Linked DNA regions of Homo sapiens: region 2 is linked to region 1. A link is a contact called in ENCODE Hi-C or POLR2A ChIA-PET data. All regions are on one chromosome and are shown on one strand. The core of a region is the stretch at or near the end of the contact, and the rest is flanking DNA. Distances in the headings are between cores, read along the strand shown. Region 1 overlaps DARS1 (aspartyl-tRNA synthetase 1). Region 2 overlaps DARS1-AS1 (DARS1 antisense RNA 1).

Region 1 (4,948 bases), core at 1,442-3,941:
TTAGCGCATACCCATTTTATGCGCTAAAACACAGTTAACAATTTTTAGGAAAAGGATTTTAAAAGACAAAGAAAAACCCCATATATCTTTTCCCTAAAAAAGTTCTAAAAAGTTCTTGCCGAAGTCTAAAAGTAGACTTCTCCTACCAAGAAGGATCAGGATTTCTGAACTATCTTAGAAGTATAGGTTACATCACACAGAAAGGACAAACTGACTGACCCATCTGGAACATAAAATCATGTTCCTAAGAAAATTATCTTAACCAACTACAAAACCTAAAAACTCATCATTTTTTGCCAACGAGTCTTAGCCATAAGAATTTTCCTTTTTCGCAAGATAGCAAAAGCCATTAACCCACCTACTGGTAATTATTCAGGCTCGATTCCTTAACATGCTAGTGCCAAAAGTTTAATAATAGTTATCTATGTACCACATGTTGAACCTATTGTATAAAATTGGCTCCATTCACTTACATATAACCAGTGACAAGGTTTATAATTTGGAACAGCTCAACCTTTTCCTACACATTGCTACTTTATATAAAGTCCATTTTTTAAAGGGACTAAAAATAGCTGCATGTCCTTTGCTTAAAAAAAAAAAAATCAAGTCACAATTTAGTTAAGCCTGAACTGCATCTAGATCCTTATGGAGTTCCACTTCAGGAATTAAAAAATCTAGGCTAAATTACCTATATTCTTCCCTTGTCTAAAAGAAAGATCACCCATGGCCGGCTGCGGTGGCTCATGCCTGTAATCCCAGCACTTTGAACAGCTGAGGCGGGCGGATCACCTGAGGTTGGGAGTTCAAGACCAGCCTGACCAACATGGAGAAACCTCGTCTCTACTAAAAATACAAAAGTAGCTGGGCATGGTGGTGGCATATGCCTGTAATCCCAGCTACTGGGGAGGCTGAGGCAGGAGAATTGCTTGAACCGGGTAGGAGGTTGCGATGAGCGGAGACCACGCCATTGCACTCCAGCCTGGGCAACAAGAGTGAAACTCCGTCTCAAAAAAAAAAAAAAAAAAAAAAAAAAAAAAAAAAAAAAAAAGATCGCCCGTATATCATCCCATTTGGATGAAAGCCTTTAATAAAATAATGATAAAAAGATGTTCTTTAATTTTATGAGGGCATTAGTGAACTAAGTTCTGTTTGGGAGACCATTTGAAAGTAGCTCTTTTAGCTATTAAGCTATGGTTGACATCTGATATAGTCAATCGCTGTTATTTAGTCAAGTCCCAGGAGTTTCTGAGAAGATCCAAAATAATAGGAATAACTTATTTGCGGAGTACTTTAACGTGTCTGCTTCTAAACACATCACATGGATTAACCGTCCACTTGTCAGTAGAATGCCTCTCACTGAATATTATGGGTAACTGGGATTTTCAAAAGGCTTTTCCACTGGAAGCTTTAGGAATGTAACGCCGAGGTTATAATGCAGTTTAATGGAAAAATATATTCTCTATGTAACTGTCGGCTTCATGTATTAGTTTTCAAAACCAAATTATTATACAAAAGTTGTTTGTTGATTTGAGGTTGACTTTTTTCCAGTATTTTTCAGTATATTTAATAGAATTTAGCATCTATGTCTGCGGTTTCCAGGACCATCTTTTTTTCTTTTATAGAAGGTTCTCTGTGCAGATAAAATTTCTAGGGACCAAGCTCATTTATGTTTGACTTCATAGGATACACACTAACCTTAAAAGGTTGGAAGACAAATGCACCCCACAAGCACACACTCTAACCAGGAGACGAAACAAGCAAACCTAATTACCAGAAGACACACGTAGAAGAAAAGTGGTCATCTCTGGGCAGCACTGGGAGATAGGGAGAGGTGGGGCTACTGTATTAGTAGTATTAAAATACTACTGATCTCATCAATGAATCGATACAATTCATGGCACTTAAGTTCTTAAATCCGAGTGCAGGTATTACTATGACGTAATTTGATAAATATCTAAACCAAAACCAGCTGCTGAGCATCCTTTATATGTATAACATTGTGCTAGAGGGTCAGGGAGGGCTGAAAGCTAAATTACGATATTGAATTAGATAATTTTTAAGTTTCTTTCCAATTCTAAAATTCATAATTCCATCTGTATTAACTCATTCTTAGAAAGCATGCATCTAAAAAGCAAACATTTAAAAAAATCAATAGAAAAAATATATCATTTACTCTGATTGAATTCTTTCTTTTAAAAAACACTTACACACTATGAAATTACTTTATTACTTAAAACACAAAGACCATCCATTTTCTCATGTTTTCTGAGATCATTATCATGGAAATAAAATTCTGATGAAATTGAAAAAAAACATGAAACAAAATTAGCCACATCACCACTACCAAGTAAAACAGCTCTCATCACCTTAGAGCCACTGCACACACAACCACACTTCTATCTCTATATCTGCCTCCTGCAAGCTGAACAAAACAATGTGCTGCTTCTACGGGAACTCTGAGCCAGACAGCCCAGACTTTTACAGGAGGAAAAAGCAAGTTTTACCTTTTTTCTCCTAAACCCTTTTGGTGTCAAAGCTAAAAGTTGTAAAACATTTGTTTTACTTCCTTCTGGAGGCAATCATTTGCCAAACTACATTCTTTTATTTTATATACTTTTATTTTTTGGTTAGAAAACTTGTTGCTCAACATGCAAATCTCAAACTGGGGGAGGGAGGGAAGGAGGGAGGAAATGAAGCTCAACAAACACAACAAAATAAAGTTGCTCTGCTATGTTGAGGCTGCCAGGCTTTTTGTTACTCTACTTGAAAGTAAATGTGACTTGTCTGTAGAGAGTGCTGCTTCAGCAGTTCCAAATGAATTTCAAGCCTGTGCTCCATATTTTCTCTTTTGTAAGTTTAATGTATTCAGCAACACTGAACTGACAATTTAAATAACTACATTTTTAAACAAACGAAGCATTGATGTTAATGTATGAAAATGGTCCAAACCCCTGGGAGTCTTGGTTCCCACCATTGTTTATTCTGACAACAGGATATAATTGCTTACTTACTTGGCAGCAAATTTAACCATCTGCTTGCTTGCATGGTCTCCCACCGCCACAAGAGCCTGGACATTAAACTGCTGCTGACGTAGGACTAAGAAGCACTGTTTCCCTGAAAAAGACAGAAAGAACACAAATGTATTAAGGACACGCAACTTCAGGTTTTACAAAGAAGGAAAATGCTCTCTACTTTAAAAGTGGGCCAAAATTTACTATACTCATCAGGCACGCATGCATGTGTATACTATCCATTTGGCTTCCACAGACAAAATACTCACACTCAACTGACAACCCTTAAAGAAACTCAAGTTCCTATGATGAGTAACAAGAAATGCTTTCAACTTGTTATAAGAACACAGGCAAATCACCAATTTCAAAAAAACTTCTAAATCAAGAAAATTATTTTGTCATTGCATTGATTTATTAAACAAATTTCAAGTAACTTGAGATCACTTTCAACATTCATTCAATAGTTAGTATATTCCACATGCAAAGGCACTGTACTACTATGGAAGTTTCAATACTGCAACCACAAAAGTGCTAACACAGTGCTTAAAAACAAGGACACAAACACTATGGGGTGGTCCATCTACAGAGTTTCTTCCTACCAAAGTACATTTTAAAGAGCATTTAAATTGACAGGCTAGTGCCTTTCATGTTCTACGTTCTTCATTTTTCCTTTATCACCTTCCTAGTCCTTCATATTTTATGAGTCTCGCATTTTTTTTTACTCCAAATAACTTATATTGTCTATTAAAGATCATTTTCTTCAAGCCCTATAACCAGTTTTATTTTTACATATCCTGGGCCTCTTTATTCCTTCTTCTTTGATAAAGAACTGTTACTCCTTATTCTTAACCTTCTGAAAAACATTATTCATAATATATTTCGTTATTATGTATCCTTGTGACATCCCTTTTTCCTCCAAAGCAGATCCTTCTTAAGTCTCTGATCAAATTCTGGGAAATTACTTCTTCATAAAAAATGGGTTAATCTCTCCAAGACCACTTTACACATCAGATTGTTTTGTAAAACATCACAAGATTTTGTTTTTTAAACTGAGCATTATATTTTACATTTAGAATGGGCCTTAACCAAAAGAAGAAAGAAAAAGGAAAGCAAAAATGCAAGCAGACTTACAGTTACTACTTTCAACATACAGTATTTTGAAATGCAAATCAGATAGCAATCACAAGTTAAAAAAGACAGGTTGCAAACAAAGTGTCAACACAGACATAATCTATTGACTTTAGAGTCATATATGATTGGCAGGTTTTTAACCACTAAAAAACACTCTTAATTTTCCCTTTTGCTTTGGAGGATGATCCAGTCACAAAGTAAAATCCTAAAAAACGAAGTTGTATTAATACAGGAAACAAATTCAAAGGAGTTTTAAAATATTGGAAGGACAAAGGTTATTACCACAGAGAAACTTGCAGATGAATAAAAATAACATTTTCCTAGGAACTACTACTGAAACCACAGCCACGTTACCCCACTTAGAAAAGTATGTTACTGTGAAATGGAAGGTAATGTGCACACGACAGTGCTAGGCTAAGCCATAATGTAGTCAGAGTGTATTAGCTACTCTAATAGTCCAGACAGAAGCAGCACCAACCTAGCTGCCTCACAAAGCTGTCCAGTGATAATTTCAGTGCTACACAAAGACCCTGGAGAAAGAATGGAGAACTCTAAAGGACTTACAAAGGGTGAGCACAGGATAAGTCTATGGGTCGGCACTAGGGGGTAACAATTAGTGTGTCTGGTAGAAAAAAAAGTAAAAGCTTTGAAATCAAAAGGCCTGGTATCATATCCTATCACTTCCTATGAAGGGGCCTGTGGGAAAATTATTAAACCACTTTATATCTCAGTTCTTCATCTGGAAAATGGAGACGGTAAGAGTCATGAGGTTTTCTTTCATAATCATAAGGATTTTATAATATGTT
Region 2 (4,948 bases), core at 1,436-3,935, 47 kb after region 1:
CAGCAAGGTGGTGAGTGCCAGGAAAGTGCTGACTCAGCACAATGCTGTCTGTTAGCCAGGAACAAAAATGAGGAGCAACCATAAATTTAATCCTTTAGCTCCTTCTCCCTGCAAAATTCAGAAGATGTTTTATCTGTAACAAAAGACTTGAAAGAGGATTCTCACTTTTTCCCTTAAAAGTTGTTACTCAAGTCTGTAGGTAACTTCAGGATTTTTGACAGAAGATTCAGATTTGCATAGTTGACTCAGTCTCCGGAAGATCCCTACACTCAAATTCTAAGTTTAGGGCAAGTGAACTGAGTGATTCCTAGAGGAAATAAACTCTCGCCTGAGAACAACAGCTGAAATAAAATCCCATAAGCCAGGAAAACAGCCACACAATTACAGTAACAGGTGGTCAGTTTCAAAACAAATTTCAAGGTCTGACTCGCCTGGCACCTGCTCTAGAACCACAGACAGCAGTTTGACACTGTCTGGGTCCAAGTTAGGTCATCCCTGCCACACCATAAGGAAGATTAACTACCTTTATTAGCAGAGCTAAGTCATGGTAGGTTAGAGGACTGCTTCTCTGTGGTAGTAACCCCTGTGTTCCCTGTCTGAGAAGAGGGAATAAGAGAGAATTTGGGAACTGGACAGGACCTTGCAGATTAACCATTAGGTTGGTGCAGAAGTAATTGCAGTTTTTGTCCTTAAAAGTAATGGCAAAGTGAAGCCGAGGGGAGCTAAGCAGAGATTTGCTCAGAATCACATGACCTGTAGAAGCAGAACATCCCCACCCCCATTTTATTGTGAAAAAATTCAAACACACAGCAAAGTTGAAAGGATTTTTACAAGACACAGCTGTATATGCATTTCCTGGATTCTACTGTTAATATTTTATTAAACTTGTTTATTTTCTAACTATCCCTCTATCCATCCTTCTATCACCTTATTTCCTGGATGCCTTTCGAAGTGAATTGCAGACATCTGTACTCCTTCCCCTAAAGCAGCATAGTGTTTTATCATCATTTAATAATTTAATACCTCAATTTTGTATACATTATGGAACCAGGAAACATTATAAGAAATCACTGGACCCCAAAAATGTTAATTAGCCTTGGCTAGCCTGAAAGAGAACACAATTTCCTAAGGTCCTAACTTTAAGGCACTTGAGGATTCTTACTAAGGGCAAATTCCTGAGATGACAGAAATACTAGTCAACACACATCAATGCCTATGTTTTTCCCTCCTCCTGGAATCCTGTGCTTTCCCCTTCCTGCTCCACCTGTTGAAATCCTCTCTTCATTCGTCCAAGAATGATCTCAGATGTCTGCAAGGAACATAAACCACTGTTACACACGTATTGTTTTAAGGAAAAAAGTTACTGAAGAAGTCTGAACTGTCACCTCCTTCCCAATCCCTTTCCTAAACCCCGAGTTTTAACTTTTCTCATTTTAATGCCCATAAACTTTCATTGCTATTTTTCCTCCCTCATTCTACCTTGTTGCAGTTTAGTGTTTATTTGTTTGTTTATCACGACTACTGCTCCTCCTCCTAATAATACTTATGGTTAATTTCTTTTTAAGGGACTATATCTTAAGACTATGTGTCTTCTGCAGTTCTTTGCATAGAGTCAACGTTGAAGGACAAGCAACTTCAAATTTCCAAGCAACAAAATTATGTTCGGGTGGTTTTCTGAAAGCGAGATCTTAAGAACCACCTGTATCAGAATCCCATGAAGAGCTTGTTTAGTGTGCAAATTTACAGATTGTCCCCCCTCAGAAATGCTCATTTAGGAGTTCCTGTCCTTTGCGGGGACATGGATGAAGCTGGAAACCATCATTCTCAGCAAACTAACACAGGAACAGAAAACCAAACACTGCATGTTCTCACTCAAAAGTGGGAGTTGAACAATGAGAACACATGGACACAGGGAGGGGAACGTCACACACCAGGGCCTGTCGGGGGTGGGAGGTAAGGGGAGGGAGAGGATTAGGACAAATACCTAATGCATGTGGGGCTTAAAACCTAGATGATGGGTTGATAGGTGCAGCAAACCACCATGGACATGTATACCTATGTAACAAACTTGCATGTTCAGTACATGTATCCCAGAACTTAAAGTAAAATATAAAACAATAATAAAAAGGAAATGCTCATTCAGGAGTTTTGGGGTGGGGGTTCAGGAGGCTGCAGCCTTAACAATTACCTCTGGTGATTTTGACACAGGTAGCACAGCAGCCAAACTTGGAGAGATTTGTTCACAGCACTGCATCACCAACCTTACTTTCTGTTAGGCCTTTAATCACTTTTTTTTTTTTTTTTTTTTTTTTTTTCTGAGACAGGGTCTTGCTCTATCACCCAGGCTGGAGTACAGTGGCACGATCTTGGCTCACTGCAATCTCTGTATCCTGGGTTCAAGCAATCCTCTCTGCCTTGGCCTCCTGAGTAGCTGGGACCACAGACATGCTCCATTATGCCCAACTAATTAAAAACATTTTTTTTAGAGGCAGGCTGGTCTCGAACTCCTGAGCTCAAGCAATCTGCCTGCCTCGGCCTCCCAAAGTGCTGGGATTACAGGTGTGAGCCACTGCGCCCGGCCTTTTAATCACTTTTAAACCAGCAACCCTAATCTGCCTGTCCCTTGAATGGATCCGGATAAAGGTGTGGCAAACAAGCCTCCTGTCACAGTGGGGTGTGACAGTCACGGCATCACCCCTTCACCACATCATGTGCTGCCAGTCATCACTTCTGCTGTTGCCACCAACCCTTGCGTTTCCCTTTGTCACTTCCCCCTTGCCACCACCAACGGCCACTGTCCCTCTGCTCCTCACCCTCCATAGCTGAGTCAGATCCAGCATTGGGCACTTGAGGAAGAAGCCACTGTGGAAGGCGGGATGAGGGTGTTCCCATTCTACATTCACAAGCCCACAGCTTGGAGAAGAAGCACACCTAATTCTGACCCTGGCTTCTGAAGAAGCTCTGCAAACCTGGCTAGAAAGTTGGGCCTGTGGTTTGAGGTTCCTGCTGCCTTTGATTTTACAATGAGTGGAAATTGAGGTTGAGTAACAGGTCTCTTGCCCAAGTATTAAGGGCCACCACGAAGCATACAGCAATGAAGGCAGGAGCTGATGACATGTGGTTGGTTCCCCCCTCTAGGCCAAGTATCTTTGTATAGGGAAGGCCGACATGGCCATCTTCACGGTTTGGTATTAGTGGAGTGTCTTATACATACTGAAATTTGTTTTTGTTTTCAGGTGCTAAAAGGATAATACCAAGGAAAACTATGGGTGGGGGCAGTGAATGGCCAGCATGCCTATAATCCCAGCACTTGAAGCCAGGAGTTCGAGACCAGCCTGGGAAACAAAGCAAGACCCTGTGTCTAAAAAAATTTTTTTAAAAATAAGCTGGGCATGGTGGCACGTGCCTATAGTCCCAGCTACTCAGCTACTCGGGAGACCAAGGTGGGTGGATAGCTTGAGCCTAGGAATTTGGGGCTGCAGTGAGCTATGATTGCACCACTGCGCTCCAGCGTGAGTGACAGAGTGAGATCCTGTCTCTTTAAAAGAAAAAACTATGATTCAAAGTGTTGTTTTATGAAGCATAACCTGCTTTATGTTTTGAGTTTAATATAACTTGAAATCAGTTTCTCTAAGACAGTGCCAGCCTTGCCATTTTTCAGTTCAACATAGATTTCTCTATTACAGTGGTTCCCAAACTTTAGGAGGCATCAAAGTCATCTGGAGGGCACAAAAACACAAATTTATGGATGTCACCCACAGTTCCTAATTCTCTCTCTCTCTCTCTTTTTTTTTTGAGATGGAGTCTTGCTCTGTTGCCCAGGCTGGAGCACAGTGGTGTGATTTCGGCTCACTTCAACCTCCGCCTCCTGGGTTCAAGTGCTTCTCCTGCCTCAGCCTCCCGAGTAGCTGGGATTACAGGCTTGCGCCACCACACCAGGCTAATTTTTGTATTTTAGTAGATATGGGGTTTCATCATGTTGTTCAGGTTGGTCTTGAACCCCTGACCTCAAGTGATCCACCCACCTCGGCCTCCCAAAGCCCTGGGATTACAGGCGTGAGCCACCATGCCTGGCCTGTTTCTGATTCTCTAGGTCTGGAAAGGGGCCCAATAATTTTCACTTCTAACAAGTGGCAGGATGCTGCTGCTGCTGCTGGTCCAGGGACCACACTTTGAGAAGTATGGTACTGTGTGGTACTTACCGGACCATTTACCATACTTCCTGCCTGCCTAATTGTGTCACAATATAGCCGTGCTTCTCAGGCCTAGCAATTCATTAGAATTACCTGTGAAGCTTTTAAAATGTAAGGTTTGGATGGAATGCTCAGACCCTACCTTAGACCCAATTAAGCCCACAGCTTTGAGGGTGAGGCTTGGGTATTGTTCAGAAAGATCCCCAGGTGATTCTAATGGATACCGAGGGTTGAGAACCACAGGCATATAGCAAACTCTGGCCCTATTCTACCTTAACATATGATTCTCATTTGACAAATACATATTGACCACCTAATATATGTCTTGAAAATGATAAAGTATGTAAGAAATGGTCCCTGACCTCAAGCAGAGATACATCATATGCCCAAATATTTAAACAAAAAGCTGGTGTGTGGGGTTTGTGCCAATTAGAGGACTAAACCATTACTGAAAACAGAAGGCTGGATGATTCAGGGTAAATCAATGCTGCACTTGATCCTCACATTGTTTGAGATAAGTTATGTATGCCTCTGCTGCACATGAAACGTATCCCTTTGGTGGGGGAAATTGCTCATTTATTGGTTCGTTGAGGATGTTCCAACTGATTCACCATGGTAGGTGTGATTGAACCATGGAAATGATGGAACATTAAATCAATAGCTAGTCAGCTGGTGACTATTCCTTGGCTAAGTATGCTATTAAGGTTCTGTTTCAGAAGTCCCTGTGCTCAATGGAGGTGAACCTTTCCAGTGGA

The links. Hi-C counts contacts between places; a loop is a spot of excess contacts on that map. ChIA-PET counts read pairs that join two places held with the same protein, here RNA polymerase II (POLR2A). Pooled maps may share reads with other maps.
Region 2: a loop to region 1 is called in a map of natural killer cell, with 2.0 times the contacts of the local background. The contact joins two enhancer-like sites. A Hi-C loop is called at or near these places in 1 of 168 maps with a recorded cell type or tissue (natural killer cell) and 6 of 50 pooled maps. POLR2A ChIA-PET finds 5 or more read pairs at or near these places in 18 of 52 experiments (B cell, CD4-positive, alpha-beta T cell, CD8-positive, alpha-beta memory T cell and 13 more).

The regions. Positions count from the first base shown.
Region 1 is chr2:135,958,385-135,963,332 of GRCh38, forward strand. It overlaps DARS1 (aspartyl-tRNA synthetase 1), which reads right to left. Exons shown (of 16, transcript NM_001349.4): 4 at 3,012-3,114. Among named protein-coding and RNA genes, the nearest start is that of DARS1-AS1, 24 kb to the right of the region's middle. RefSeq lists a silencer at 2,341-2,541 and an enhancer at 2,577-3,078. Within about 2 kb of position 2,692, at least 6 of the 41 ENCODE cell types and tissues checked have a DNase peak (open chromatin) inside an H3K27ac peak, as active enhancers do; they include CD4-positive, alpha-beta T cell, where a contact is called at or near this core.
Region 2 is chr2:136,005,631-136,010,578 of GRCh38, forward strand. It overlaps DARS1-AS1 (DARS1 antisense RNA 1), which reads left to right. Exons shown (of 4, transcript NR_110199.1): 4 at 1,566-1,912. Among named protein-coding and RNA genes, the nearest start is that of DARS1, 22 kb to the left of the region's middle. Within about 2 kb of position 2,686, at least 10 of the 41 ENCODE cell types and tissues checked have a DNase peak (open chromatin) inside an H3K27ac peak, as active enhancers do; they include CD4-positive, alpha-beta T cell, where a contact is called at or near this core.